3 separate regions of the Mus musculus genome follow, and all the other regions are linked to region 3. A link is a loop called in an ENCODE intact Hi-C map of the cell type or tissue named here. Cell type or tissue: gastrocnemius. All regions are shown on one strand. Each heading gives the region's core, and the rest is flanking DNA. Links, peaks and the distances in the headings are about the cores only. Region 1 has its middle 20 kb from the start of Abl2. Region 2 overlaps Abl2 (v-abl Abelson murine leukemia viral oncogene 2 (arg, Abelson-related gene)). Region 3 holds the start of Axdnd1 (axonemal dynein light chain domain containing 1).

Region 1 (10,148 bases), core at 1,073-9,072, 120 kb before region 3:
CCGGAGGACCCGCAGGAGTCAGCCTGAGAAGCTAGGCTGGGGGAAGGGAGGAAGGCAGCCCAGAGAGACCCTGGCAGCGGCAGGGGCAGGGCGGGTGGGCGGTGTGAAGCTTTCTAGCATCACCAAGTGTTTGTGTTTGCTGAGCACAGCAGAGGTGATAGAAAGCACAGAGGATGAGCCTGTGAGCGATCCCTGACCTGGAGATGCCAGAGGCAGGAAACATTGTTTCCACACAGGCAACAACAAAAGCAACAACAAAAGGGGGGGGGGGGGCGTTGGTGGTTACGCAGATGCAAATTCAGTTCTGTTTTTTAAAAAAAGATTTATTATTTGTTTTTTTAAAATATTTATTTATTTATTATATGTAAGTACACTGTAGTGTGTCTTCAGACACTCCAGAAGAGAGCATCAGATTTCGTTACAGATGGTTGTGAGCCACCATGTGGTTGCTGGGATTTGAACTCAGGACCTTTGGAAGAGCAGTCAGCGCTCTTAACCACTGAGCGACCTCACCAGCCCCCTATTTATTATGTGTATGTAAGTACACTGTAGCTGTCTTCAGACACACCAGTAGAGGATGCCAAGATGACATTACAGATGGTTGTAAGCCACCATGTGGTTGCTGGGATTTGAACTCAGGACCTTTGGAAGAACAGTCAGTGCTCTTAACCGCTGAGCCATCTCTCCAGCCCCGGTTCCGTTGTTTTGATTCCAGGTCCAGTTCAAGGTATGCTCCCCCTGCCTCAGCTACCTGTGTTGCTGGGATTACAGGCAAGCAGCAATATTCCGCTCAAGCTCAAGTTTCTGTTGTTGTGTCTTGCTTGTTTCTTTTGTTGTTTTGCTTTGCTTTTATGAGACAAGGTCTCATTATATAGCCCTGGCTGGCATAGAACTCAAGGAGATCTACCCTCCTCTGAGTGCCAGGGACAATGGAGTGTGCTACCACACCCGTTTTAGGTGACCTTTTCCGGTCATGTTTCTTGTTTTAAGTGGGCTGGAGATCACATGCTAAGCCAGCGTTCCACCATTGAGCTATTCCTCAGCACCCCCCTCCCCTTTTTCTTTTTCCAAGAGAGGGGTCTCTCTGTGTAGTTTTGGCTGGTCTAGAACTCACTTTGTAGACCAGGCTGACCTGGAACTCACATAGATTTGCCTTCCTCTGCCTCCCAAGTGCTGGGATTAAAGACATGAACTACCACAGGCTTATCTTTCACGTTTGATTTGAACTAGGGTCTCCCTGAAGATGTTCAGTCTGGCCTTGAAGTGACTCTGTAGCCCAGGCGGGCCTTGAACCTATGAGCCTCTTTCCTCAGCTGCTCAGTACAGGATTGACAGGCCTGTGCCACCAGGTTCAGATTTTGATCATTTTTTCCCCATTAATTTATTTATCTATTCACTTTACATCCAGATTGCAGCCCCTCCTACTCCCTATTCCAACTCACACAGCCTCTCCCCTCTTTCCCATCCCCTTCTCTGAAAAGGGGGAGGTCCCCCCGGGTATCCATCCACCCTGGCATATCAAGTCACTGTAGCACTAGGCACACCCTCTCTCACTGAGGCCAAACAAGGAGGGCCAGTTAGGGGAACAGGATCTGTACTCAAGCATCAGAGTCAGGGACAACCCCCTCCCCAGTTATTGGGGGACCTGGATAAGACCAAGTTGCACATCTGCTACATAGGTGTGTGTGGGCAGAGGGAGAGGCCTAGGTCCAGCCCATGTATGCTCTTTGGTTGGTGGTTCCATCTCTGGGAGTCCCAAGAGCCCAGGTTAGTTGACTCTCAGTCTTCCTGTGGAGTTCCTACCGGCTCCCAGTCCCTCAAGCAAGCTACCCTGCTCAACACACTTGTATTCAGGTGTTTTTTATTTTGTTTTAAGAAGTAAAATCCTTGAGTGCTTTCTTACTCAAGGATTTCTTTCTTTCTTCCTTTGTTTTGTTTTGTTTTGTTTTTGTTTTGTTTTGTTTTTGTTTTTGTTTTTGTTTTTGAGACAGGGTTTCTCTGTATAGCCCTGGCTGTCCTGGAACTCACTTTGTAGACCAGGCTGGCCTCAAACTCAGAAATCTGCCTGCCTCTGCCTCCTAAGTGCTGGGATTAAAGGCGTGTACCACCACACCCGGCCCCTCTTCCTTTTTTTTTATTGGATATTTTCTTTATTTATATTTCAAATGTTATCCCCTTTCCCAGTCTCCCCCCTCCTGGAAACCCCCTATCCCATCTCCCCCTCCCCCTGCTTCTATGAGGGTGCTCCCCACCCACCCACCCACTCCCACCTCCCTGTCCTCGATTCCCCTACACTGGGGCATCTATCCAACCTTCATAGAACCAAGGGCCTCTCCTCCCACTGATGCATGACAAGGTCATCCTCTGCTACATATGCAGCTGGAGCCAGTCATGTGTACTTCTTGGTTGGTGGCTTAGTCCCTGGGAGCTGGGAGGGGGGTGTTAATTGATTGATATTGTTGTTCTATCTATGAGGTTGCAAACCCCTTTAGCTCCTTTAGTCCTTTCTCTAACTCCTCTATTAGGGACCCTGGGGCTCAGTCCAGTGGTTGGCTGCGAGCATCCTCCTCTGTATTTGTAAGGCTTTGGCAGGGCCTCTCAGGAGACAGCCATATCAGGCTCTTTTCAACATGCACTTCTTGGCAATCCACAATAGTGTCAGGTTTTGGTAACTGTATATGGGATGAATCCTCAGGTGGGACAGTCACTGTATGGCCTTTCCTTCAGTCTCTGCTCTACACTTTGTGTCTCTGCTCTACACTTTGTCTCCATATTTGCTCCTGTTAGTATTTTATTCCCCTTTCCAGGAAGGACTGGAGTCCTTTGATCTTCTTTCTTTTTGAACTCCATGTGGTCTGTGAATTGTATCTTGGGTATTCCGAGCTTTTGTGCTAATATCCACTTATCAGTGAAAGCATACCACGTGTGTTCTTTTGTGATTGGGTTACCTCACTCAGGATGATATTTTCTAGTTCTCTCTCTCTCTCTCTCTCTCTCTTAAAAAAAAGAAAGAAAAAAGAACAGGGTCTCACTATGTAGTCCTGGCTGGTCTGGAACTCATGGTGATCTACTTGCCTCTTTCTCCTAAGTAATGGGATTAAAGGAGTGTACCACACTCCACGTAGCTTTGCTTTTATATAAAGTTTCCTTGCTACTTTGCAAAGAAAAATAGTATGATAGCCTCTTCCTTATCCTGGACGACCACCGAGGCCTGCAGCTCCAAGATCAACAATGTACTAACCACACCTAAGAAAAACAATTTTGGACCAGATGTGTTATTGAGCACCCATTGTTCCAGTTACTTGGGAGCCTGAGGCAAAAAAGGTTGTGTGAGCTGCAAATTGCTAGACCCTGCCACAAGAAGAAGAAAAGGAAAAGAAAAGAAGAGGAGAAGGTGCAGGAGGGAAATGAAAGAATAAACATCAACACAGTCACGTCGACCAGAATTCAGTCGATACTCGGATTTCCTCAGTTGTCCCTAATGTCCTTCACGACTGTTCTCCCACCTATTATACTTTACTCTTCTCTTCTCTGTAATCATAAGTAGCCATAGATTAATATCAAAGCAGTTGGGCTTTGTCCACTGCGATCAGTGCTCTCTGATTTGTGACGGGATCTGTGAGGAAGCCATCTGGAAAAGCCTTTCCTGACAGACAGAACAGAACCATCCAGCAGCCTCTAGATGTCTCCCTTAGACAGAGAAATGACAGGGAGTGGCTACCAAGCCCTCCCCAGAGTCATCTGGCTCCAAAAGATGCATTTCCCCCTTCCTCTTATTTCTCCAAGGCCAATCTGCCTCTTCTACATTTGTTTCCTCCTAAAAATTGAAATGCAAGATTTCCTTCATTGAAATTAATTATCTGCCTGAATTTATCACATTTTAAGTAGACTGCCTACCATACCCTTTGAAGCTACTGTATTTCGTCTCAGACTTGAGGCTGCCTCTTCTTTCTTTTTCTGAAGATTTATTTATTTATTATTTATGTGTACCTGTCTGAGCCTGTATGAGTATATGGGAACCATTTACAGTGCAGAAACCAGCAGAGGACAGAAGACAGCTTTAGATCCCATGGCATTAGAGTTACTGACTGTTAATGTATGCAAGCAAGTTGGCCTTGGGGACTGAACTCTGGCCCTCTGCAAGAACAGTTAGCAGTCTTAACTACTCAGCCCTCTCTCCATCCCCAGACTGGAGATTTTAAAAGAACATGGGAATACTTGTGACTCACAGGTGGTGCTTTGGATCAAAACAAAGTGTAAAAGAATAATGAAGTCATCCACATGCATTCACACAACACATGTTCCTTAGGTATTAATAGGTGAGAGGTTTGGAAGAGACTCTTGGGCATGTGTGCATGCATGCCACACACACACACACACACACACACACACACACACACACACACACAAAACAAGAACAGAAATACATTCTGGAACCCATATGATCACATGGGATATTCAATATCATTGCTATATAGTCTAACCTCTCAGAGTAGCTTTCTCATCTGCAGGGCATTCCCAATAGGAAAGAATAGTATAAAACTCAGGCCTAGCCAGGTGGTGGTAGCACACACCTTTAATTCTAGCTCTCAGGAAACAGAGATGGGCAGATCTCTGAGTTTGAGGCCAGCCTGATATACAGAGTTCCAGGACAGCTAGGGCAACACAAGGAAACCCTGTCTCAAAAAAACAAAACAAACAAGACTCAGACTTAAAGTGTCTCTGTCATGATCTTTCAAGTTGTAAAGGTCCTTTACTAACATTTTTGACTGTAAGCCCATGCTGAATACGCAGATGAATGTTCACAGGACATCTGAAAGACCTTTGGGGTTACAGCGGGGGTAATCATTTGTATGGTTCCATTGGGCATTCGATGGAGCCTCAAAAGCGAACTCCAAACTAGCCAAGGGAAAAATTGCTTAGTTCTACCTAGCCTGGCAGGGTGTCATAGGCCTTTAATCCCAATGTTGGGGAGAAGAGAAAGGCAGATCTCTGTAAGTCTGAGACCAGCCTGGTCTATATAGTAAAGTCCAGGCCACCCAGGACTGCATACTAAGACCCTGTCTCAAAGAACAAAAAGCTTATTTTGGAAGAGACTAAAGCCCCAAACTCAAAAGCCAACCTCAAAAAGACCTTCTATCATCAACATAGGTTAAAGAATCTATAATGTCTTAACTGAACATAATCTTGCTGAGTTTAAATGGCCCTCCACTTAATCTATTAAAAAGAAGGAGGAGGAAGAGGAGGAGGAGGAGGAGGAGGAGGAGGAGGAGGAGGAGGAGGAGGAGGAGGAGGAGGAGGAGGAGGAGGAGGAGGAGGAGGAGGAGGAGGAGAAAATGTCTGGGACTGGAGAGATAGCTCAGCAGTTAAGAGCACTGGCTGCTCTTCCAGAGGTCTTGAGTTCAAATCCCAGTAACCGCATGGTGGCTCATAACCATCTGTATAATATGTGATCTGATGCCCTCTTCTGGCATGTAGGTGTATATGCAGATAGAGCACTCAGACATTAAATAAGTAAATACATCTTAAATGACCCTCTAGGTATTTAACATATACAAACAAGGCTGAAAACTGGGGAGTCAGTGCTTTTAAGAACAGTTTACATTTAGTTTCTATTTGGAGAGGTATGCGTGCACGGGCATGTACCACAATGTCTGAGCAAAGATGAGAAGATAGCTTGCAGAAGCCATTTCTCTCTCTCTCCATCATGTTTCAGGGATCAAACTCACGTTGCCAGGACTGGTAGCAAGCACCTCTACCCACTGAGCTATCTTGCCAAGCCCTCATTTTGTTTTTGGGTTTGCTTGTTTGTTTTCTATTTTTGAGACAAAGTCTTGCTTTGTGGCTCGGGTTGTTCTCAGATTCACTGTCCCCCTTTCTCTGTGTCTTAGATGGGGTGCCTATCGCCGTGATACAATACTGTGACCAAAAGCTGCTTGGGGAGAAAAAGGTTTATCTCCTCTCACAACTACCAGAGCACACAGGGAACTCAGGGAGGGGACTCAAAGCAGGAACATGGAAGTAGGAACTGACATAGCAGAAGCTAGGGGGGCAGGGGGACATTGCTTACTTCTTGCTCCAGGTTTGTTCAGCCTGCATTCTCATACAAGGCAGAACCATCTGTCCAGGGTTGGCACTGGTGGCCCGAGGTGCCCTCAGTCCACCCACAACAATCATTAATCCATGAATGGCTCCCAGGGCTTGCCTTAGGTCCATTTTATGGAGCGTTTTTCTCATTCACGATTCCGTCTTCTCAGATATAGCTAGGTTTGTGTCGAGCTGACAAAAAGGAACCAGCATAGTCTGCTTCCCAAGTTCTGTGACCACAGGCACTGTGCTGTCACGCACAGCCTTATGGGCCCTCTTAAAAGAATCTTTGCATTGCTGGGTGTGTGGTGCACACCTTTGAGCCCAGTGAATGGCAGGCAGAAGCAGGGGGATCTCTATGAGTTCAAGGCTTATCTAAAAAAATAAATATCTTTTATTATTTGACATCATTTTTCCTTTATTGTACTTAGATAAGTAGAGAGTAGAGACTTGGATTGTACTTAGATAAGAGAGAGTAGCATGGGATAGGACTAGATAGAAAGCCACAAGAAAGGGGAGAGGAATAGGGGTAATGGAGGGATGAAAATGACCAGAGTACTGTGTATACATGTATGCCACAGGGATAAATACTTTTTAAAAAAGGAATTTATATGGGCTGTGTGGAAGTTTGAATGAAGGTGGCCTAGAGGTTCATAGGACTGGCACTATTAAGAGGTGTGGCCATGTTGGAGTAGCTGTGGGGTGGCTGGAGGAAGTAGGTAGGCTTTGAGGTTTCAGAAGCTCAAGCAAAGCCGAGTGTCTCAGTCTTCTTTCTTACTGCCTGCAGAGCCAGATGTAGAACTCTCAGCTCCTCCTCCAGCTCCATGTCTGTTTGTATGTGGCCATGCTTCCTGCCTTGACAATAATGGACTAATCTATAAGCCAGCCCCAGTTAAGCGGTTTTCTTTGTAAGGGTTGCCATGGTCATGGTGTCTCTTCACATCAATAAAACCCTAACTAAGACAGGGTGTTCACTAGTGGTGCAAGGGGTGAAAAGACATCCAGACAGGATGGAGGTTGCTAAAGAGAAGCTCTGATGAATGGGATTTGAGGAATAGGTTTGGGCGATAGCATTTCCCCTCACATCTGTACCCTTTAAAATAATAATAGTTACTTACTGGGTGCTGGTCACTGTGCTTCAGATACTAAGCATTTATACACGTCTTTTTAAAACCTAATAATAAACCCATGTGCTATTATTATCCCAGTTCTCAGACAGGAAACTCAAGGCAGCCAAAATACTCAGTCAATAAATAGCAGCACCATGGGATTTTTGTTTGTTTGGTTTGGTTTGGAGATTTTTTTGTTTTGTTTTATTTTGGTTTGGTTTTGGTTTTTCAAGACAGGATTTCTCTGTGTAGCCCTGGCTGTCCTAGAACTCACTCTGTAGACCAGTCTGGCCTCGAACTCAGAAAGCGTCTGCCTCTGCCTCCTGAGTACTGGGATTAAAGGCCTGCGCTGCCACTGGTCAAGGAAATCTGTTTTTATGAGAACTGCTATAGTGCAAGTGTTTGTCACACTCTTCTGTGTGATCTTGCAAGCGCCAGCAAGCTCTTAATGTAGCTTTTGGGTTTTTTGTTTTGTTTTTATTTTTACTTATTTTTGTGGTACCTGGAATAAAACTGAGGGCCTTTACAAGCAAGGCAAGGGTTCTACCGCTAAGTCCTACCCCAGCTCTGATGTTGCTGTTTTATTTTATTTATTTTTGTGAGTATTTGTGTAGACGTGCTATGTACGGCACTTGTGGAGGTCAGAGAACAATTTCCAGAAATTAGTTCTCTTCTTCCAGTCCTGGGTCCTGCAGATTGAATTCTGGCCATGAGCATGGCTGCAGGCACCTTCAACCGCTGAGTTGACTTGCCTGCTCTGTGTAGAGGTTTAAATAGTCATGCTTTCTCCTCACTCTTCTCTTCTGCACCCCCCCACTTCTTCCTTGTTACTATTCTTTTCTTTTTAGATTTAAAAAATTACTTTTAAAATACTCGACAATTTCGTATATTAATACACGTATAAGCCGGGCAGTGGTGGCATACGCCTTTAATTCCAGCACTTGAGAGGCAGAGGCAGGCAGATTTCTGAGTTTGAGGCCAGCCTGGTCTACAGAGTGAGTTCCAGGACAGCCAGGGCTATACAGAGAAACCCTGTCTCAACCCGCCCCCCCCCCAAAAAAACCCCAAAACACGTATATATGGTCCTGGATGGTATACATACTATAGATGTCGATCATATTGTATTGGGTGTTTTGTTTGGAGGCTGGATGTGAGAGTTGTCAGTGAACATTACTGGTAGGGCATGATTTCTGAGCACGGAGGAAGCCCTCACAAGTTCAAGGCCTACTACTTGTCCAGAGGACCACACGCAGAGACATAGTTAATCCCACAGCCGTCAGAAATGAGCGCTTCTCATGTTTTCAAAACAAGAAGCCCTGCTTGTTTGAGATGTGGGTCTTCTGACAGCCAGGGACCTTGAACTTGGCCCTACACAGCCCTCGATCTCACGTTCCTAGTTCTGCAGCTTGGTGTTCATGAACTTGATGCTTGGACAATAGGAACCTGGCCACTGTGCTCTGGAGCTTCTCACAGATGCCCAGTTTCTGCCGGGAGTCTCTCATCCTCTGCACAGGACAGCATTGTGATGTCGATGATGGGAAAGGGTGGAGCCTCATCCGAATAAGACAGCCATCTTGCCACAACTGTACCTGCTGCTTGTCACACACATGGCCTCCAGGGTTTTAGAGGAGAGGCACTCATCTTCATCTGATACCTCGTGGTCACAGAGTGGGAATTTATCCATTTTTGGCTTCTTCCACCCCAGGTCAAAGATGCAGGAGCAAGACTTGGAGTATGACTTGGGTTTTTTTCTTTTGTTTGTTTTTTTTGTTTTTGTTTTGTTTTTTATTTTATTTATTTTTAAAGATTTATTTAATTTATTTATGAGTACACTGTTGCTGTCTTTAGAAACACCAGAAAAGGGCATCGGATACAATTACAGGTGGTTGTGAGCCACCATGTGGTTGCTGGGAATTGAACTCAGGACCTCTGGAAGAGCAATCAGTGCTCTTAACCACTGAGCTATCTCTCCAGCCCTTTCTCTCTCTCTCTTTCTCTCTCTCTCCCTCCCTCTTCCCTCCCTCCCTCTCTCCTTCCCCCCTCCCTCTCTCTCTCTCTCTCTCCTTCCTTCCTTCCTTCCTTCCTTCCTTCCTTCCTTCTTTCTTTCTTTCTTTCTTTCTTTCTTTCTTTCTTTCTTTCTTTCTTTCTTTCTTTCGAGACAGGGTTTTTCTTTGTAGCTCTGGCTGTCCTGGATCTCACTCTGTAGCCCAGGCTGGTCTCACACTCACAGAGATCCCCATGTCTCTGCCTCTAAAGATTAAAGGCGTGTGCTTCCACTGCCCAGCTTCTACTTATAATTATTATGTGTAAACAGAGGTGTGACATTTTTAAAATAAATGTCATTGCAAGGGGCTTGAGAGATGGCCGAGTGGTTTAGAGTATCTGATGCTCTTGCAGAGGATCCGGGTTTGTCTCCAGCACTGACCTGGTGGTTCATAACCATTTGTAATTCTAGTTCCAGGGGATTCAGCACTCTCTTCTGACCTACGTGTGGTACCAGGCACACACTTTGGGCACATGCATACATGCAGACAAAACACTCACATTTATAAGATCAATAAGTGTAAATAGAATCATAGGGTATAAGTAGAATTCTGACACAGCAGTTCTCTTGCTGAGCCTTGCCTCTCCTCCAGGCTCACACTATAATTATGCAGATCTAGGTTTCTACTGTTCTGCTTGGTTTTTTGTCAACTTGATGCAAGCTAGAGTTCTCTGGAAAGAGGAACCTCAGCTAAGAATATACCTATATCAGATTGCCCGTAGGTGCATCTTCAGGGGCATTTTCTTAATGATGGGTGTGGGAGGGCCCAGCCTACTGTGGGCAGTGCCGATTGGCTAGGTGATCCTGGATGGTATTAGAAAGTTCGATGAGGGGCTGGTGAGATGGCTCAGGGGGTAAGAGCACCCGACTGCTCTTCCAAAGGTCCAAAGTTCAAATCCCAGCAACCA
Region 2 (10,148 bases), core at 941-8,940, 210 kb before region 3:
ATAAAGTAAGTAAGTAAAAAAAAAAAAAAAAAAAAAATTAAGGGGCCGGAGAGATAGCTCAATGGTTAGGAGCATTGACTGCCCTTCCAGAGGCCCCAGGTTTGATTTCCAGCTCACAGCCATTTAAAACTCCAGGCCCAGGTACTCCAATGTCCTTTTCTGGTTTCAGTGGACACTACAGAAGCATATATTTCCAGATAAAATATGATACATATAAAATAAATGAATAAAGAAAATACTTTTTAAAAAGTAATAAAAAACAAAACAAACAAAAAGCAATCAACTTGGGCTACTGTCTTTAACACCTGATTAAAATGAGAAGAGGGGCGCGCGCGTATGTGTGTGTGTGTGTGTGTGTGTGTGTGTGTGTTTGTTTGGAGGACTAACCCTAACTAAGACTTGATGCTTACTAGCTAAGTGTTCTATTCACCATAGTTGCTTTACATCTATCATTTCTACCACAGTGCTAAATCAAACTAGAACAAAACAAAACAATCGCCCTGATCTGAATAGGAAGCTGGGACAGGAACTCGGACCTATGAAGCCTACGGCAGGGCTCTCACCTAGCAGTTGTACTAAGTTAGGATGCTTGATCTCCTTCATCACTGCAGCTTCCTTCAGGAACTCCTCCACCTCCATGGTGTCTTCCTGTTAAAGGGAAGAGAAGGCAGGGTAAGAAAGACAAAAAAGGAGGTCAAAGCTTTCATTTAAGTCAACTCACAAGCCTACTGAGACATCATGGCTCAGTAGTTAAGAGCACTTGCTGCTCTTGTTCAAGAACCATATGGCTGGCAGCTCACAATCACCTGCAGTTCCAGGACTCTGATGCCCTCTTCTGGCCTCTCTGGGTTCTGCACTCACAGTAGGCAAAACATAGCAGGCAAAACATCCATATGCATACATATAGTATTTAAGTAAAAGATCATTTGAGTATTTTAACATATTACTTTAAGAAATTTTGCTGCAATCTAATATGCTCTATAGAAGAACAACTAAGAATAATGTCCTTAAATTTATCCAGTGTCAGACACTGGAATAAAAGTAAACAAGGAAGCAAAATTCAACAACTTCATCTTACAACTACCACAGCAGAGAGGACGGAGTGTCTGTTTCTGGTAGGTTGGTGTCTGATCAGAGCCCATGGTTCTTCTTAAAGAACAAAGCACATCTGTAGAGCCTTACTGCTTCCTTCACATTCAGAGTATGCTCAGTAAGCAGGGCTGACTGCTACCTATGATAGCTCACACCAATGTCCAGAGTGAGTGGCAACTCTGTGAATTTATAGGAGGACACTTAAAAAAAGAGACAGTAGGGTCAGGGAGAGGACTTCTGTGAGTTTAAAAACAAGATGTGATCTAGCTGGGTGTGGCAGTGACACCGGTAAGCCCAGCATTCAGAGGCTAAGGCAGGAGGATTGTGACTTGAAGGCCAACATAGACTACTTAGAGAGAGACCTTGTCATTTCTACTTCTACTAAAAAGGGCATCTCTAATTGTAAGGAGGAAGGGAAAAACAAAAGCCACAGGGATAGAGATCAGAACAGGGAACTTGTGATGTTGTAGATTACACATGAAGAATTCTGTCCAGCAGGGGTTGTTCTCAACAGAACTTATAATTTGCTTCTAAATTCTCACCAAGCTCCCTGTCAAAAGCCTCCAGAGACAAGCCTTTCCCCACACGTGGGTTGCACTGCAGACAATAATCTGCCCCTGCACTGTCAGCAAAGGCACGAAGTTAATCACCACCATTTGCTCAAGTGTTGGCACCAGTGGGTGGAAAGTGTTCCAGAGTTGAAGAAGGGCACACTGATCTTTCCAAGTGATTCAGTGCACAAAGATGCTTGGAAGCCTGGCTCTCAGCAACCTACCTTCAGTGTTTTCACAGCCACTGTAAGGCTGTACTTCTTCCAGACGCCAACGTAAACCTCTCCGTACTGACCGCCCCCAAGTTTGTGCTTCATGGTGATATCTGTCCGTTCCATTTCCCACTTGTCATGGATAGGAGACACGCCATAGACGGTTGGCTTGTTGCACTTCGGTGCTGGGTAGTGCAGCGTGGTCACTAGCCCATCAGCAACTGTGGAGTGGTGGTGAACAAGCTCTGCCAAGGTGCTAAAGCGGCTCTCAGCTGTCACGTACACCTGGAGAGAAGAGAACACTCAGCAACTGGACCAGAGGGTCATGTTCAAAAGCAAGCATTTCACTGCCGTCTGTCGGGGCATGAAGACAGCAGGAAGGGGATTTGTTTCTTTTTTCAGACTGGGTCTTAACTATGTAGCCCTGGGTATCCTTGAACTCATATAGATCAACCTGCCTCTGCCTTCAGAGAGCTTAAATTAAATGTGTGCACTGCTGTTCCTGGCCTGACTTTTGTTTATTTTTGAGATGAGGGTCTCCATTATGTAGCCCTGGCTGGCCTCGAACTCCTGACCCTTCTGCTTCCACCTCCAATGCACAAGGATTACAGGTTGTATGCTAGTGTTACTAGCGCCCCAGGCAGTTATCATAATTAAGGCAAAGTAAGTGTTAATTTAATGCTTAGGGTAAGAGAAATGGCTTAACCTCATTTTAATTATCCTTACTGTTCTTTCTAAATGAGCCTTGAATGAGAATGCCCAACATAGCTGCAGGGACATCAGGCACACGAGTCCTCAAACTGTTTTTAAGCAACAGGACTATACACTGTGTAGCCAGCACTCCAAAGACTCTGGAGGAGGAAAACCAGGGGTTCCAGGTCAGCTCGGGCTACAGCTAGACACAGTCACAAACAAGAGCTTGCACAGCCCAGACCTGAGAGAAATGATTAAACAGGCAGTCTGGAACTGCCTTCCAGGCTAATAGAGCATAATGTCACAATCCATTCAGAACATAAACTGACAGCCATTAATTTGGATATTGCAAGGTTAATATGGGTAAAATTTTGATTTAATATCACATAATTAATTATAAATTTTATTTATTTTTATAACACCCTTTAAGAATGTCTAGGCCATTAAAAAAGAGACATAATTGGATTTCAGAGTTATTAACAAGATGCTTGCTAATTTGCGATAATTAGTTAAATTATAAAATAAGATAGCAGCCTTTGGCTTTATCGTCTAAGGGAGTATGATTTATTTTTAATTAACTGACTAATTAATTTTCAGAGTTTCTATATATAACCTGGTCTCAAACTTGTGGTCTTCTTGCCTCAGTTTCATGACGGCTAGAATTCTAGGGTATGTGCCATTGTGCCCAGGCTGCTTAAATAAACAAACACTGTTTAAAACAGGCACATGAAAAGTTGTATTTTTATATATTAAATGTACATAATTCATAAGTGGAGAATGTGGTCTTCACAAAATAAACTCCCCCAGTAAACATCACCCACACCCAGGATGGCAAAATCACTAGAACCAAGTCCTTGCCAGCTGTTTACTGCTGCAAAGGTATTGCTGGAAGTGTACACAGTTTTCTAAACTGCACATAAAGGAAATCATAGGGCATGTGTTGTCTAGTGTTGATCTATAATTCACATGCTATATTTTAAGCTATACAATTCAATAGCTTTCAGGACATTTACAAGGCTCGCTAACCACCACTGTCTAACTCCAGCACAGTTACTTAGAGCTGTTAGGGATCACGCCCACACTCCTCTCCACACAATTCTCTGGCAAATACTAATCTATTGGTCAACTTTATGCGTACGAAACTCATCTATAGGAGACGGTAGAAAAATTCTCTGAACAGGGATGAAAAACAGGCATCTTAGACTTGGGGCTATATAGGGTTCCTATAGCAACTACTCAGGTCTGCTTAGAAATACAAAGTAGCTTCAGAAAATTCAGAAATGGATAGACAGCTGGTAGGACGGACTTGTGTCTATAGCATCGTGTTTATTTCTGTTTCTGTAGGAGATTCTATCTTAACAATATATCATAATTTATTAGTCAATTATGCTACTTGGTACTTCGATTGTGAGGCTATCATAAACACTGTTGCTGTGAATTAATGTCCTTGCATGGTCTGACACATCTGTGCGCTCGTTTTTGTTGTGCATGTGTTAGAGAGCAGATGTAAGTGTCCCCCACAGACTCATGCTGAAGAGCTCATGGGCTCAGTCAGTCAGCTGCTGCTGCTTCTGCTCCCTTTCTCTGCTATGGAGGGAGTAGCTCTGCTCTACCACACGCCACATGACCCCACCATGGTGGTCTGCCTGGCCACAGCCTACAGGGAATAGAACCATTGATAGTAGACTGAACTCTTTGAAGCCAGGAGTGAAAATTACCTGTTTCTTCACCGTTTCTCTGTGATATTTGTCACAGAGACAAACAAAAGCAAAACAACTAATAATGGCTGCATTTCTTCTTCTTTTTTTTGGTTTTTCAAGACAGGGTTTCTCTGTGTAGCCCTGGCTGTCCTGGAACTCACTTTGTAGACCAGGCTGGCCTCGAACTCAGAAATCCACCTGCCTCTGCCTCCTGAGTGCTGGGATTAAAAAAGTGCACCACCACACCCAGCCCGCATTTCTTCTTATATTAATTACTCTGATACCACTCACTTGGGCCACAAACAATATACTTATATAATGGTTAAAGGGGGGAGAGAGAGAGAGAGAGAGAGAGAGAGAAGAAAAGAAAAGAGAACTAATAAAATATTTCCTGTGCTGAATCAGCTCTCATACTTTACAAAAACTGTTTCATTTAATCCTTACAATAATCTCACAAAATGACTTAATAACAGACAAGGAGGAGACTGACATCACTTAGTGGTTCAATTCTCTTTTCTTTCTTCATACTTTACAAAAACTGTTTCATTTAATCCTTACAATAATCTCACAAAATGACTTAATAACAGACAAGGAGGAGACTGACATCACTTAGTGGTTCAATTCTCTTTTCTTTCTTTTTTCTCCACAACCCCCCCCCCCCCCCCGTTTCTCTGTGTAGCCCTGGCTGTTCTTGAACTCAGAAATCCACCAGTCTTTGCCTCCCGAGTGCTGCGATTAAAGGCATGTGCCACCACGCCCTGCAGTTCAATTCTCTTGAAGAGAGATTTCTCCAGCACCCATTCCAGTTCTGGGGATTCCAAAGCCCTCTTTTGGCCTGTGTGAGTATTACACCCATATGCACAAACCAGCCCATAGGAACACACAACATATTCTAGATACATCATTAATATAAATCAAAAGTCAATGAGGGCAAAGGGAGGAGGTATGGTGGTGCACACTATAATCATACACTCTGAATTCAGACAGGCAGGACAGTTGCTACAAGCTCATATCTGTATGTATGGTCTATATGGCAAGTTCCAGTACACAGAGAGATCCGATCTAAGTCAGCACCACTACCACCACCACCACCACCACCACCACCACCACCACCACCACCACCCCCACCCCCACCCCCACCACCCAAACTGAGACTTAAGGAAAGTCTCACAGCTAATAAATGATGGTGAGGTACAAAGCACAGCAGTTCTGCCTGCTCTAAGGCCGCATGCCCCTCCCACTTTGTCCACATGCCCCTCCCACTTTGTCCGTCCTACTGAGGGAGGAAAGGGGGCTCAACTTCACGAACCATTCAATAGAACAACTGGTTTAAGTTGGGAACTTATAATTTATGTTTGATTTTGTTTTAAAATGTAATTACTATTATTATTTTATATGTATGGGTGTTTTACCCACATGTTTGTGCACCACACATATACCTGGTGCCCATGGAGGTCAGAAGAGAGCACTGGATCTCCCAGAATTGGGGTTTCCGATGGTTGGGAGTCACCATGTGGTACTGTAAATCAAACCCAGGTCTCTGCGGCCCTAAAGAATCTGTGTAACACATTCACTCTACGCAGACTGGCTGGGCAATTCATCTATTGCCATTAGCACACAGTGATGAGAACAGCAGCCTCCAACACCCTCTCACTCTGTGACCTCTCTAGTGGACCGGAGTCTCCTTCCACAGGCTTGTGGTTGACTTCTAACGTCTTCTCTATGCACTTGGTGTGCGTTTATGCTGATGATTAAAACAGCTAACCTGTGTAAATCTCTTCAATCCTCAACTTCAAATATGACTTACCCTTAATTATCTACAACTTTTTTTTGTTTGTTTGGTTGGTTTTTTGAGACAGGGTTTCTCTGTGTAGCCCTGGCTGTCCTGGAACTCACTTTGTAGACCAGGCTGGCCTAGTACTCAGAAATCCGCCTGCCTCTGCCTCCCCCGAGTGCTGGGATCAAAGGCGTGCGCCACCACACCCGGCTTATCTACAGCTTTTAACTGTTTTTTGAGTTGTTTTGAAATAAGCAAGCTCTAATATGCTAAATAGCCCAAACTCACCAGGTTAGGCAATACTTTATTTTATATCAGATATAAAAATTATTTTCTATTTTTTCCCTTCCTACTGAAGAGCCAGTCCACATGAACAGGTCTTACCTTGCTGTCTGTGGTGGTATTGATCCTGTAGTGATACACACGTCCCTCATACCTGAGAGAGATGGACAGCTGCCCAGGGCTGCTCTCACTCTCTCGAACCAGGAAGCTGCCATTGATTAGGCTGCTGAGGAGATACTCTGCTGCGCTGCGGGATACAGGTCCGTGGTACCAGGAATGTTTCTCCAGGCTATTAACTGGAGTGATGTAGTTGCTTGGCACCCAACCCTGTCCATTCTTGGAGCGAACTTCACTCCACTCGCCATTCTGGTTATAACCAAGGACTCGCAGCTTTTCACCTAGCCATCAAGTCATCACAGAAAGAAAGGCATGTTAGGACTGTCAGACTGCAGCAGTGTAGTGTCAAACTGCAAATCACTGAAAAGTGAACCAAGGACTTGGGTTCTTGCTTACTAACATCCTGACTGATCTCTACTCTGAGCAGCTTAACAAAAGAATGGTTTCTGAAGGATTACATATCACTTAAAAAGTCTTCCAGAAACGATGAATTGTATTAAATTAGAATACAGAATTTACTCAAATAGATAGAAAATGACAGTGACTGAGTGTCTGTGTGTGTCCCCCAAAGAGGGGTTGGGGTCACTGGAACTGGAGTAACAGGCAGTTGTGAGGTACCCAACATGGGTACTGAAAACTGAACTCCAGGCCTCTGAAAAAGCACTAAACGCTAACTACTGAGCCTTCAGCCCAGCCCACCTGCCCACCCTTTTCCTTTTATGTGAGTCTCACTTAGTCTAGACTGGCTCGCCTCAGACTCGTGATCCTAATTCAGTCTCCTGAATGCTGGACTACAGACATGTACTAACACTTGAGCAGTACTTACTCCTCAAAAAAACAACACATTTTACTTTCACTTAAAACAGATACACACACACACACACACACACACACACATACATACATAATTATTCATTGTTAATGAACAGGACATCATGTGAAATACAAAGTTACTTAAATTTTCAGATGATACCAAAGCAACAAAGCCATCAATATAAGCAAACACCTCCCAAGACCCTAGACTCAACCAAGAGTTTTCAGCAAGAAAACTGTTTAGAGGAGCAGTGGGGGCTGGCAAGGACTCTTAAAGCACAAGTGTTTCCAGGACTCGAGGTTTAAAAGTTCCTATTTCTCAGTTTCTTCCTGTTTCCCATAACAATGACTCACTCTTTGCCATTCCTCTAAAATTAGTCTATGGAAACAGAAAATAACTCTTAAGTTGGAACCCAAAATTCCAAACACTTGGTGAATCTTTCTATCAGCTTGAATTTCTTGAGGTTGTATTTATTAAAAGTAGAACTATCTAGTGTGGACTTTGACATACACTCTGCCCCACACCTGCAGCACAGACTAGAGCCAATGTTCATCTAAGGCCACTCTGCAGCACCTGACACTCGTCTTTCCAGGAGGTACAGCTTTTCTATAGAATTCACACCTATTAATGCTAGAGAGCAAAAAGAAGACACAGCAATCTGTAGTGCAGGGCACAGGAGGGCCAGGCCAAGGCTGGTGAGGAACAATTCAGCCTTCCTGTGGTAGCCAACTACATTTCTCCTGTGGCCTACAGAAACATTTATTAGAACGTGGCTTTCTCTGCCCTACATCATTTCACCTGACATACCTAACTATGAAAACACCCAGAGGTCTGTGTAGGAACTCTTCCATGTACATATTATACACTGTATATATATATATATATATATATATATATATATATATATATATATATATATTATAAGACATGAGTGTCTGGTATGGTTGTGTATCTACACAAATGTACAGGTGCACAGTAGCTAACTATGTGTCCAAAAGAACTTGCTAGGAAACTCAAGATATGTGTGTGTGCCTGCACAAGTGTTTATCTACCCTGCTGCTTCCTTAAACACTTGAACAGAACTGCTTACTACAGGCCATCATAATCAGGATAGAACCAAAACCCATACGATTTTGACACTACACCCCACCTCCCCTTATTTTGGTTAGAATTTTCTGCTCTGGAATTCCTGACTGCTATGGAAATGGACAGGGAGACAGACATTGAACCTATCAGTACAGGACAGAGACTCACTTTAGCCCCATTCTGGCCAACAATGTTTCTGCTTCAAGTATTTCAAAATGCTGGAATTGCAGACAAAAGCCACATGTTCAACACAAAACTTTTTTGAAAAAACTTTTATGTGTACAAATGTTTTGGCTATATGCATGCATGTATGTATACCATGTATGTGTGTGGTGCCTTAAGAGGCTACAAGAGTGTATCAGATAGTGCAGGTCACCACTGGGTGCAGGCAATTGAACCAGGGTCCTCTGCAGGGATAGAATAGCAAGTGCTCTTAACCACTGAGGCATCTTTCTGGCCCCCAAACTTTTCTTTATTTCAAGTAAGCTATCTCCAGAAAAGTAACTAAAGTAAGTGTTATTTTCTTTTAAAGGATAATTTTTTTCCTCTTAAAAATATAAAAAAGCAGGCCTGATGTCATACACCTCTAATTCTGACACCTGCCTCATTAATAACAACAACAAAGCTTTAGCATAAGATCTTTTTATTAATAAGAACCTGATATAAAAAGTAGGCATTTCAGGGTTTTTGAGAAACCATTGTCAATTATGATATAAAGGGACTCCTGGTCCCTGAGCAACATACTAAAAGTCGTTATAACTATTAACTAGTAAGACTTTACCAACGTTTTCTTGGTGAAGAAACTATCTTGGAAAACAACGATGAGAAAATGTTATCTAACCAGTAATGTTCTTAGTCACTGCTTTGCAAAGCCACAGAAGCAGGTAAAAAGAAGGATGACCCAAAAGTGCTTGAGCACAAGTCACCTGGTCAGTGTCAGCGGCAGAAGCCAGCACGTGGCGCTTCATGTCTCAGCCTAGGAAACTAGAAAGCACAGTTCAGAGATGTCTCACCTTTAGTGATACTGAGTGTGTTATCACCACTTGCCACAAAGTCATAAAGTGCAACAAAGAGATTAGGGTCACTCTCAGTGGCTCCCAGCAAGTTCTCCTTGGAGCTCCACCTGATCGCTTCATTCAGTGCCTGAGATTCAGCATCACAGCCAAACGGGCGGTGCAAAACTTCTGAAAGACACAAATGAGAAAGGTATCCAGTGAGTGAGTCAAACAGCCAAGAATTCAGAGCTCTGAGTGAGGGCTGCATGTGAACTGTTGGTATACACTTAGGCTCAGAACGTTACAAAGACTAAGCCAAGAGTTAGTTAGGTCATCCTCTACGGACTGTACAGTGAATTCCTCTACGGACTGTACAGTGAATTCAAGGCAAGGCTGAGCTACATACAACTCTATCCCAAAAAACAACACACACACAAAGAGTTGGCATAGGTGCTATTATTTCCTGGGCTTAGGGCAGCAACTGACTTGTTGAAACTGTAATACTGTAGTCAAAGGAAAGACCATAACCAGAGAAGTTAGTTCTGGTTTATATGCATTCACCTAAATCAGACCTAAATGAACAACAAAGATGCAGCTCTCTAAAAATGAGAAAGAAAACTTACAAACAGTAAGCTAGCTTTATAAAGCACATGTGATACACTGTTGTGTAATGACCTGCAGCTCTGTGGAGGTGGGGTGAGTTGAGTCTCAAATGGCTCATACTGGCCTCAGTCTCAAGCTTGCTATGACCTGAGGGTGGCCTTCCCTCCTCATCCTTCTGCCATCTAGGCAGTGCTGGCTTGACAGGAGGGAGTGTCCTTCACCCCTG
Region 3 (10,148 bases), core at 947-8,946:
AGGACTTCTGACAGCATAAGCAATGCTTTATAGCTTTCAGGGGCAGAATCAGTTCCTTTTCTGTGCTGTATCAGGGAGTCATCATGGCCTTGTGCATGCTGGGCAAGCACTGAGCTAGAGGTCCAGCCTTAGAATCAATATCGTACTTGAAGATAGCTCACTCCTTTGATTAATAAAGGTTCGGTGTCTTGCTGACTAGCGTTACACGGTAATTTCACGTAATTTCCCCCCAATGCTATGTACAACTATCCACATTGGCAAAGAACTCTGAGTGTCTAGGCTTTGGTGGCCCTGACACTGGAAGAGCTGGACGGTGTTGTGGGCAGTAGTGAGCGACACTTGTGGTTTGTCGGGCGCAATGTCCCTACAGCTTCAGTTCGGCAATGGAGCGCTAGGCCCTCTGTCAGACAAGACATTACATAAAAGCCCATTTTATACAGAGAATAAAGACAGCTGGCTGTTGAAACAGAGAGATTGGAGCCCTCCTCCACCTTCAACTCAACAGGAAGCTGAGATAGCAGCAGATAAAAACAATTAGCTGTAAGTTGGGAGGACCGTTCTGGACTCTTTTAATCCTTAGTGAACCTTTTTTTCTTGTGTAAATGCCTTTTAAGTTAATGCATTTGATTAATGTAGACTTGAGGAAAGGTGTATTATTTTTCAGAACTGCCTCAAATTGTTTTGTGTTTAAATCAGGAAAAAAATGGACTTGTCCTCCTTTCCCTGTGTATTTATTCTCTCTTTACACCGCCATATTGGCCATTTCTACTTCAGCATGCCCCGCTGCTGGAGCACTTTCCTTCAGGTGAGAAGATGGCACCCAGGGTCTGGTAGTGGTGTGTGTCTCATTGATGGGGAGCTGTACTGGTGTTGAGTATTGTTGAAACATGCAATACCCACATCTAGCCATTGGAGGTACAATGAATGTTCTGAATGCCCGAACATCAACGACTCTTGGGTGTGCAGAGAGCTGAAGCCCTGGTCTAGGCCCTGCCATTGGACTGTGCCTTCGTGTCTTGGGTCTGCATGTCAGGAGTCACAGGAGAAAAAGCTGTTTTTAAATTGTGTGTGTTCGTGTGTGTGTGATTAAACATAGCTTCTGGTTGTCTTACTTACTTTTTACTCCTGAATTTCAATTACCTCTTCCTGCAGATCTTTAATCACTAGTGTGATAAATTTGTTTAATATGCATTGTTCCCAGTCCACTGAAAACTTCTTAAATTTTGTGTTCATATACAAAATGGCAAACTACTGCGTATGTGAAGAATGTGATAAATAAATATATTTAGAAAAAAAACCCTTCAGTGTGTGTAGTGTTATGCGCTGTGTGCCTGTTTGCACCTGTGGGTGCATATGGAGGTCAAAGAACATTGGGTGGCCTGTTCATTTACCTGCTGCCTTGGTCCCTTGAGTCTCCTTAGCCTGGACTAACTCTTTGACTAGGAGGCTGGTGATCTTCTATCCTTATCACCGTGGTTACAGGAACACGTGTCCTGCCACATTTTTATTGTCATGAGAGTCTCATACTGAAGACTTGGGTGGCCTGGAACACCTTATATAGACCAGGCTGGCCTAGAGATTTGTCTCTGCCTCCCCAGTGCTGGGATTAAAGGAGTCCACTAATAGGCACAGCTCACATCCATGGGTGCTGGATCTGGCTTGCACAGCGAGTGTGTGTACCATTGAGTCATTCCCAGTCCCTAGTCCCTTCTAACAGACCCATTCATTCAGCATCTTGATCAGCTAACAGCATGGGTATAAAAGTCTAAAATGTAACCCCCACCCCACCCCCTACCCCGCAAAGTACAGAAACAGCAGAAAGCCCTGGTACATTCTTAGCCACAAGTACAGTCCTCGAGGGGTTCCTCCCCCTGTACTCATGAGTATTCTCTAAAAGATCTCAGTGATAGGCCCTGCCACCTTTACTGCCCTGGTTTGTAACCCATAGCTTCCCAGGCTCTTCCTGTTAGATTTTGTTTCCTGGAAGTAATTAGAACTGTCCACCACCACACCACCATCATGGCCACGTTAGTTATATGCCTTGGCAAAGTCTTGGGCTTTGCAATCACAGGGGCCCGAGCTGCTGCCTCTGAGGTTTCTATCACTGCCCAAGGCTGATGACTGATGACATTGCCAATGTAAAGGTCACTGCTGCTCCCACCACCGCTACCAGGTGCTGCCTCCTCCATTGTGCGGCTTGTACAGCTGCCGTTCCCACAGAGCTGCTGCCTGGCTTTCCATAGCCCTGCCCATGACCAACACCTCTGCTGAGCATATATATCCCTCCAGAATAACCAAGGCCGCATCCTCCACAACCACTATCATTAGCAAGTTTTCGAAAGAGAGATGGCCACCACTGCTGCCACCAAAATGGCCACGGGCAAAATTACCACAAACTACCTCATTGGAACCACCTTGGCTAGAGGAAGCACTGGCTATCTATCCCTTGCTCTGACAGAGCTATCTTCATTTCCTAGCCATTCAGTCTGATTCTGAATGATAATCTTATCTAGGATATCATGCTCAGTGGAGGATATGAAAACAAAACCCCTTCTCACTGTCCTGGCCAACCGTGATGTCAATTGCTTCAAAATCTTTCATGCTGTGCAAAACAATATGAAACTGTTCCTTGGAGCCCTTAATGCCACCCACAGAGATCTTTATTTCAGTTCTGGGTGCACCTGGTCTTTGAGAAATTCCTCTGGATAGTTTTATTTGGTCCCACCACTCTTCCTGTGTGGCCTTGCATTCACAGCTGCATCAGCTTGCTCCACAGTATTGAAAGTGACTTTCGAAAGGCCCTGGAGCGGTTGTTGAAGGTCCCTGTTCCCTCCCACATACTGAGTGAGCGCTCCCTGCTTGCACAGTGACTCCTCATCAGACATTTCAAAGCTCAGAGAGTTTCCATAGCTGTCGGGCTCTGTAGCAGAATGCCTAAGCTTTTCCGCTCATGGCTCCTTTTCTCTGGAGTGTTTGTTTGTTTTTTGTTGTTGTTGTTGTTGTTTTGTTTTGTTTTATGTGTGGCCTGGAACTCGCAAAGATCCACCCCTACCTCCCGAGGGCTGGGACTTAAGGAATGTACTACCATGCTTAGCCGATTTTATTTTTACATTGGGTTTCTAGATCCTGACTGAATGTTAATAGTGCAGGATGTAGAGCATCTTCAAAGTTTGTTTGTTTGTTTTTAAGATTTATTTATTTTATTATATAAATAAGTGCACTGTCACTGTCTTCAGACACACCAGAAGAGGGCATCAAATTCTATTACAGATGGTTGTGAGCCACCATGTGGTTGCTGGGAACTGAACTCAGGACCTCTGGAAAAGCAATCAGTGCTCTTAACTGCTGAACCATCTCTCCAGTACAAAGTTTTGTTTTTAAATTGATATAAACACCGATGCTGAGAACACAGCTTTGCACAAATATGCTGATCTCAATTAAAATTTAAGATTTTTTTTTCCTTTCTCATGTAGCCCAGGCTGGTCTAAAATTCATTATGTAGCCAAAGATAGGCTTGAACTCCTGATCCTCCTGCCTCCATCTCTCCAGTGCCGGGGTTACAAAGTGTGTTCCATCCACCACATTCCACCATTTAATGATTTTGTTGTCATTAAAAATGAAACTCAAGCCTGCAATTCTAACAGCATTATTTAAAACCAACATTTGGGGGCTGGAGAGATGGTTTAGTAGCTAAGAGGGCAGACTGCTCTTGCAGATAACCTGAATTTGGTTCCTAGAACCCATGTCAGGTGGCTCACAACCACCTGTAACTCCAGGGGGTCTGATTCCCTCTTCTCTGGGGCATCTTCCCTCACACACAATAAGCACATATACATAACCTAAAAGAATTAAAAGTATAAAATCAAAGTGAGCAGTCATGCCAACCGTGAGTGTGGCACACCCACAAGAGCTTTCTCTTGTTCAATCTACAAACTGTTTTATCAACGTCACAAGCCAGATGCACAGTCTTGGTTAACTTGAGTCCAAGTGGACCCTAAACCTTCATAAACCGACACCCCCCCCCACCCCCCCACCATGCTGTCCTTTGCCCCTGCACGACAATGAATAGCCATTTGATTCAATAAATGGACACAATCTCTGAAGAGATTTCTCCCATCTCCCTTGCACTGCAGGAATGGGTGGCAACAGTTAGGTCATGCAGGGTGAGCAGAGTTACTCTGTGCTCGTTTCCATAGGCGCGTCAATGGGAAGATTGTTGCCAACTACTGATCATGATGTGCTTGCTCCTACAATCAGTAGATTCTTTAGAGAGAATGCTAGAGAGCCGATGCTACTGCAAATGCAAATTGGGGCCCATTTCTTTCTTTGTAACCTCCATTAGCCTAGGTGAGAAAGTCCTGCTCAGGTATTTGTCTTCTCCTTCAGCTACTGTTGGCATAGAAAGCTACCTGACACTAAGATGAACCGCACTTACGAACACGAACTGAGTGCATAGAAGTGACTTGAACAACAGAACTAGGCTGTTTGCTAGTTTACTCCTCCTCCTCTCTTTTTGAGACAAGGTTGTCACTAAGTTTCCCTGGCGGATTCAGAACTCATAGATTATGCTAGCCCTGAACAGATTCAAGAGCAGAAGGTCTCATTGCTACATCACCCTCTCTGCAAGGGCAGGGCCCGGGGAGTCTCTACCGGCGCAGGTCTGCGCTTGCGCAGTCTGCACCCGGAAGCGCGGTTTCGAGAGCCTATCCCATTCCGAGACAACAACCCGATTCAATATTCTTCCTTATTGCTACTACCCATGACTAAAAACACACGGAAACTTCTAGAGAGTGTAGAGACTCCTTTTCATCTCTTTTCTTTTGACGGCTCTGCCGGAGGCGGCTCGGCCCGCAAGTTGCTAGGACGGGGGGGGAGCGGGGAGCGTGGGGGGGGGGGCAGAAATGTGCTGCGTTGCTATGACGACGCAGGGCGTTCCGGAAAAGGGATGGCCTTCCGACGCCAGGCGGCAAACACAACTTGTGGGTACAGCGGCCGGTGTCGTGCACTCCTACAGTGCAGTCCTAGGACTTTGCTGAAAGAACCGTGGGAGCCCCGCCCCACTCGCGCCCGCGGAGCTGGGTCGCGCTGACCCGCCCGCAGTCTGTAGGGAGGCGGAGCCTGACTTTCCCGGGCTGGGCCCTGACTCTGACCCACCCATACCCCATCTCTGTCATGTCAAGTTATCTTAGAGGGCTCCCCAAAGAAAGGAAACCACGCCAGATGAATTCTGAAATTCAGTCTGAACACAAACACTCAAGAGATCTCTCTGTTCATTTGCTTTGTTTTGCCTACAGAATTATGGACAGCTTGAAAGTCTGAACACGATTTTGATTTGTTTTTGAATTAATTTTTTGGAGGATTAATAGTTCTGAGAGTGATCCCAGGCATTGATTATTATGTCTCTCCACAAAGTGTCGGACACTTCGCTGACCTCCCCATCAACATCTGAGTCCAAACAGGCAAAACTCTATGTAGTCAAGGAGGCAAAAGGTAAACTTAAGGATGCCGTGGACAGAACCATTAGGGCTACTGAAAGAATTTGCAATCCGTTCTCCCTTTCTCCTTAGCCAGCCTGAACACTCACCAAGTCAGAATACTGTTTCATCTTCATTTAAATACTAATAGCTATATGAAGTTTGGTTGCTTCTTCTCTGACTTCAAGGGAGCTTTAAAAACATAGTTATGTGGATAAGAAAAACATAACTTAGTTCAATATGCCTATTTGTATAAGATTCAAGATGTTTTTTGAGATTCCTTAAGATTTCCATCCTTGGGGCTGTGTCTTGGAAGGCAGAGGCAGGTGATCTCTGTGAATTTGAGGTCAGCCTGGTCTACATAGTAAATTCCAGGCTAGTGGGAGCTACATAGTGAGACCCTGTTTCAAGAAAAATGTAAAAAGACGTAATGATAAATGTAGAACCTGTACCAGAATAAGAATCAAGGCAGTCACCGTCTCACTCTTGCTCATCAGACTGAGGCTATCTCCAGTCTTAAGGTCACAGAGCTTTTTGGGTTGTTTCTTATTTATATTTTGCTACAGTTCCATCATCAACTCAAGGAGGTACGGATTCAACTCAAGGACTTACACTAAGCAAGCACTCTATCCTGAGCTAGCTACCTATTCACTATTTATGTTGCAGGGCAGTGGAGGGGTTGGGGCTTGGGTTGGCTGTACACTCACTCTGTGTAACCCAGGCCTTTTACTTTGTATCTCTCTGCATGTTCTCACATCCCCCTTCCACTCTTCCCTCCACCCTTCTAGCTACTCCTGCTTTAAGTATTCTTTGTAGCTGGGCTCCTCTGCTAGAGGCACCCTTCTTGTTAGAAACACAGGATACTGCTGAGGCAGTCTGGGAAACTTTAACTCCCCGGAACACTCCATTAAAAGTTTGTCTTTCCTAATACTTCCTTAGGGCTTCCTGAGCTAAAGGAGAAAAAATCCATGGTGAACCACCTCAAACCCCTTCCTCCCCTTCAGAATGACTACAGAATCCCCGAGGAAGTTCTTCTCTCTCTGAACTATGCAGCTAATGCCGGTCCCTGTCCTGAAAGCTTACTGCCTGTGAAGAAACCTAAAGCCCCAAAGGTTTGTATATACATACCTATCATGTTTGGGGTCACAATCCCTTTTTTAAAATTCACTTTGTTAAGTGTTTGGTGAGCAGAAGTTGTGTTCAGATGATCTTTTAAAATGCATATTTAAATTAAAAAAAACCGTTATTATTAGTTCGTGTGTGAGTTTGGGCTCAGGGTCAGAAGACAGCTTTCAAGGTCTGCTTTTCTCTCTCCAGCATGGGCTGGGGGTGGGGGGAGCACAAGTCATGCATGGGGTTGCAAGCTCTTTCAGCTGCTGAGCCATCTTACCAACTACAAAATTCAAAATTCAGATCTTGCTGAGCATGGTGGCTGGCACTGATAGTTCTATCACGTCAGAGGCCGAAGCAGGAGGATTGCCACAAGTTCCAGGCTGACTGGGCTATACAATAAGATCCTGTCTCAAAAACAAAAACAAAAACAAAAACAAAAACAAAGCCAGGGGCTGGAGAGATGGCTCAGCAGTTAAGAGCTCTGACTGCATTTCCAGAGGTCATGAGTTCAATTCCCAGCAACCACATGGTGGCTACCAACCATCTGTAACAGTATCTGATGTCCTCTTCTGGTGTCTCTGAAGAGAGTAACAGTGTACTCACATAAAATAAATAAATAAGTAAATGTTTAAAAAACAAAAAAACTAAAGTGAAAAACTCTCAGGTCTCTTGAAGCGTATGTTTCCATTGCTTAATATTTCCATTAACCTGTTTTATGTAAACTTACCAGAGGTATTATTGATGCTCTCTCAATGTTCTATCTTTGCCCTTCTTTACGCATTCTGCTCCTCTATAAAGCATCTAAATGCCCTGATGTAAATAGTCAAATAAGTAACACTTCTTCACCCAGAGTGCCCTCTACTGGACATTTGTGTTTTTTGCTTTTTTTTCCCCCCACAGTGTGCCCTTCCACGTCTTGTAGATCATGTCTGGCAGCACCCTATTCGAAGGGATAAATTCAAATACCTGATTGATCATCCTGTCTCCCTAACAGGAGCTGGAAGGTAAAGGTGGAAGAGAGTGGGGTGCAGACATACAGATAGAATTATTTTCTCATTTTGTGTGGCAGTTTTGGGAGAAGGCAGAATGGCCTCCAGGTGTGGGGGAGTTGGCTTTTAGAATTAGTAAAAAGGCCAGAGGTTCTCTGGAAGTGGAGGCTGTGCTCCGAATTAACTTTGCTAGGTAATTAAGATTTTTAGCTATCTTCAATAGGAATCTCTAATATTGGACTTATTACTAGACCAGTCCACGATTGAGTTAGAATAACTGGTCACATTGAAGAAAAGAGAAAAATCATTATGACTCTATTAAATGACTAATCTTACTAAGTCAGAATACATAGTCTCTGATGTTCTTTTTGCCATAAAGTTAAAAAGCTTGAAGCAAGACAGCTTCACCAGTCCAAACTGGAAAAATGGCAAGCAAGGATGGGTTGAAAACATGTACCCAATTTAGCTTCCTTCTCACTTCAGTCAGGGCACTGAGCCAACTCACCTGTCAGCTTGTCACACGAATTAGCCATCATGCTTCTGCAGTGTTCTGTGGAGAGAACCTATGTTTTCCCTTCCCTAATAAGGTAGCTGTTTAGGATCAAACCATATGCTAATAAGTAGATCCTTTTAAGATACTATAAGGCATTTATTAAATTCTTTGACATCCAAATTTCAAATTTCTAAAATAAAAGTATGATTTAAATAGTGTGCATGGGAATGCACTAAATAATATGCACAGGGATATAATTTTCCCCTTCTTTGTCTTTTAAGAAGTTAAAGTTTTAAAGTTCCACAATACCTTGTCCTTGAGAATTAATAATCTGTTGACAAAACATATCAAATACTTGACTGTTATAGTCAGTATTAATGTAACATGGGCAGTGACAATTGTTTCTCTTAAAAAGCGGTTGTAACTAGAAAGCTTGAAAGGTTATTAATAGTAACATGTGCATAATTTATTTATTTATTAACTTAGAAATAAGAGAATTTATTTGCAGCAATTTATTAAGTATAAGTCCTCAAGAATTCACACCCTTATGTGGAAACAAGTAGTAACTGAGGACACTAAAAGGAAAGAATTTTACATGCACAATTTTCAAGAATACTAAAATATTATCTTAAACCATAACTGTTTTGAATATATAAAGAATGCGATTATATATCAACTTTAGGGATGGAGCCAAGAGAGAGAGAAAGAGAGTGCCAGTGAGGATCAGGTTATACTGGTCTTTATTCATAAACAACAATAAAACAAATAGAAAGTGAAATGGGATCGCATTTATTCACACACTCACTTCCCTCACCTCCAGTCTGGTATTTGTCGTAGCCTGGCTTCAATGGCTGCGCAGGCATGGCCCATGGCATTTCCTGCTGTGCTTCGGATCCCCACTGGAGCTTTGGTCCAGAGTTGGGGTGTCTGGAATCAGTGGGCTGGCTCTGGGGATGAGTGGTCTCAATGCGATCAGCTCGGGATCTGACCGGGTTTTAAAGTCTCTTTCAGCTCAGGCATCCAGCATTACTTTACCTGACTTTGGGCCTTATCACCTTCATTCACACACTCCAGGCTTGGGTTCCATGGTAACATTTTAGCCAATCAAAATTGAGGTGTTCACTTAGTCAGGGCATTTACCTTATCACATTTCACACACACACACACACACACACACTCACACACTCTCTGGGCTGGGTTACATTTGTCATTTCTTTTCTATTGCTTACATTTATTTCCATTCCATCCCCTGGAGCCTCAGAGAAACCAGAGCTACAGGTCTAGGTATTCCAGAAGGCTCCACAGGCTTGCAAAGCTGGGTTCATATACATTGTGTAGTGCGTTTTTGTGGTAGCTTTTCCATGTACAGTATGTATTTCGTTGGAAGATGCACTCTTTTAATATTGGTTTTAATATTGACCTCAGGCAGTAAGCCTGTAAGAGTTCCGGACTGTGTGATTATGTAGGGTCATTCCGCTACCACTCTCCCTCCAATATTTTATATGTGGGGTCAGGTGCGTGCTCCAACATGTTGTAACATGTGTGGTACCAGAAGTGGTTTCCTCTGCTAACACAGCAGGCCGTGTGAATCTGCTCAGTAAGCTTTGGGTTGCCCTGATGGGGTCTGAGTACAGGTTCCGGGGATGCATGGTTATGATAACAATGATGAAACAAAGTAAGTAGTTTATCATCCATATTGGGTCACAAATAGCATACAGCATAGGGTCTTAAGCAAAACATGCAATTTTCTGGTTCAAATAGCTTATTTGTAGTCAATCTATCATACAAAATTCCAAATGATGATGCACTATCAAAGAATATTTTCCTGAAAAATGTATTAGCTCTCGCCATGCAGCTAAGGTCATATCTCCGTCCGGAGTCATTGTCTCTTGACCTCCTGAGCGAGGGCCTTCTTTTTGTCATATTTCCTATAGTTGCTTCTAAAACATATCAAAGACACTTTTAATAGCATAAAAAAAGATGATCAGAATGCCGGGGCCTAGCAAACACAGAAGTGGATGCTCACAGTCAGCTATTGGATGGATCACAGGGTCCCCAATGGAGGAGCTAGAGAAAGTA

What was found. A loop is a pair of places that touch in the nucleus more often than their neighbours do. Peaks named below come from ENCODE experiments on the same cell type or tissue, not always from the same donor. Only the 100,000 strongest peaks of a DNase experiment are listed, where the experiment ranks them.
Region 1: a loop joins it to region 3, with 3 times the contacts of the local background. A loop is called at or near these places in 19 of 42 quality-filtered maps.
Region 2: a loop joins it to region 3, with 2.8 times the contacts of the local background. A loop is called at or near these places in 20 of 42 quality-filtered maps.

What each region holds. Positions count from the first base shown.
Region 1 is chr1:156,533,899-156,544,046 of GRCm38, reverse strand. It overlaps the pseudogene Gm17975. Among named protein-coding and RNA genes, the nearest start is that of Abl2, 20 kb to the left of the region's middle. In gastrocnemius, for the core only: CTCF peaks have their summits at 3,681 and 5,469 (motif pointing left); a DNase peak (open chromatin) is centred at 3,684.
Region 2 is chr1:156,621,845-156,631,992 of GRCm38, reverse strand. It overlaps Abl2 (v-abl Abelson murine leukemia viral oncogene 2 (arg, Abelson-related gene)), which reads right to left. Exons shown (of 12, transcript NM_009595.3): 3 at 9,338-9,508; 4 at 6,410-6,705; 5 at 1,868-2,140; 6 at 564-648. Among named protein-coding and RNA genes, the nearest start is that of Tor3a, 47 kb to the left of the region's middle. In gastrocnemius, for the core only: a CTCF peak has its summit at 5,097 (motif pointing left); no DNase peak of the experiment used is centred there.
Region 3 is chr1:156,415,677-156,425,824 of GRCm38, reverse strand. Axdnd1 (axonemal dynein light chain domain containing 1) reads left to right here and starts at 4,910. Exons shown (of 26, transcript NM_001346967.1): 1 at 4,910-4,979; 2 at 5,295-5,490; 3 at 6,414-6,586; 4 at 7,488-7,591. The coding sequence starts at 5,397. In gastrocnemius, for the core only: CTCF peaks have their summits at 4,992 and 7,450 (motif pointing left); DNase peaks (open chromatin) are centred at 4,672, 4,952 and 7,468; H3K4me3 peaks cover 1,102 bases; H3K27ac peaks cover 930 bases.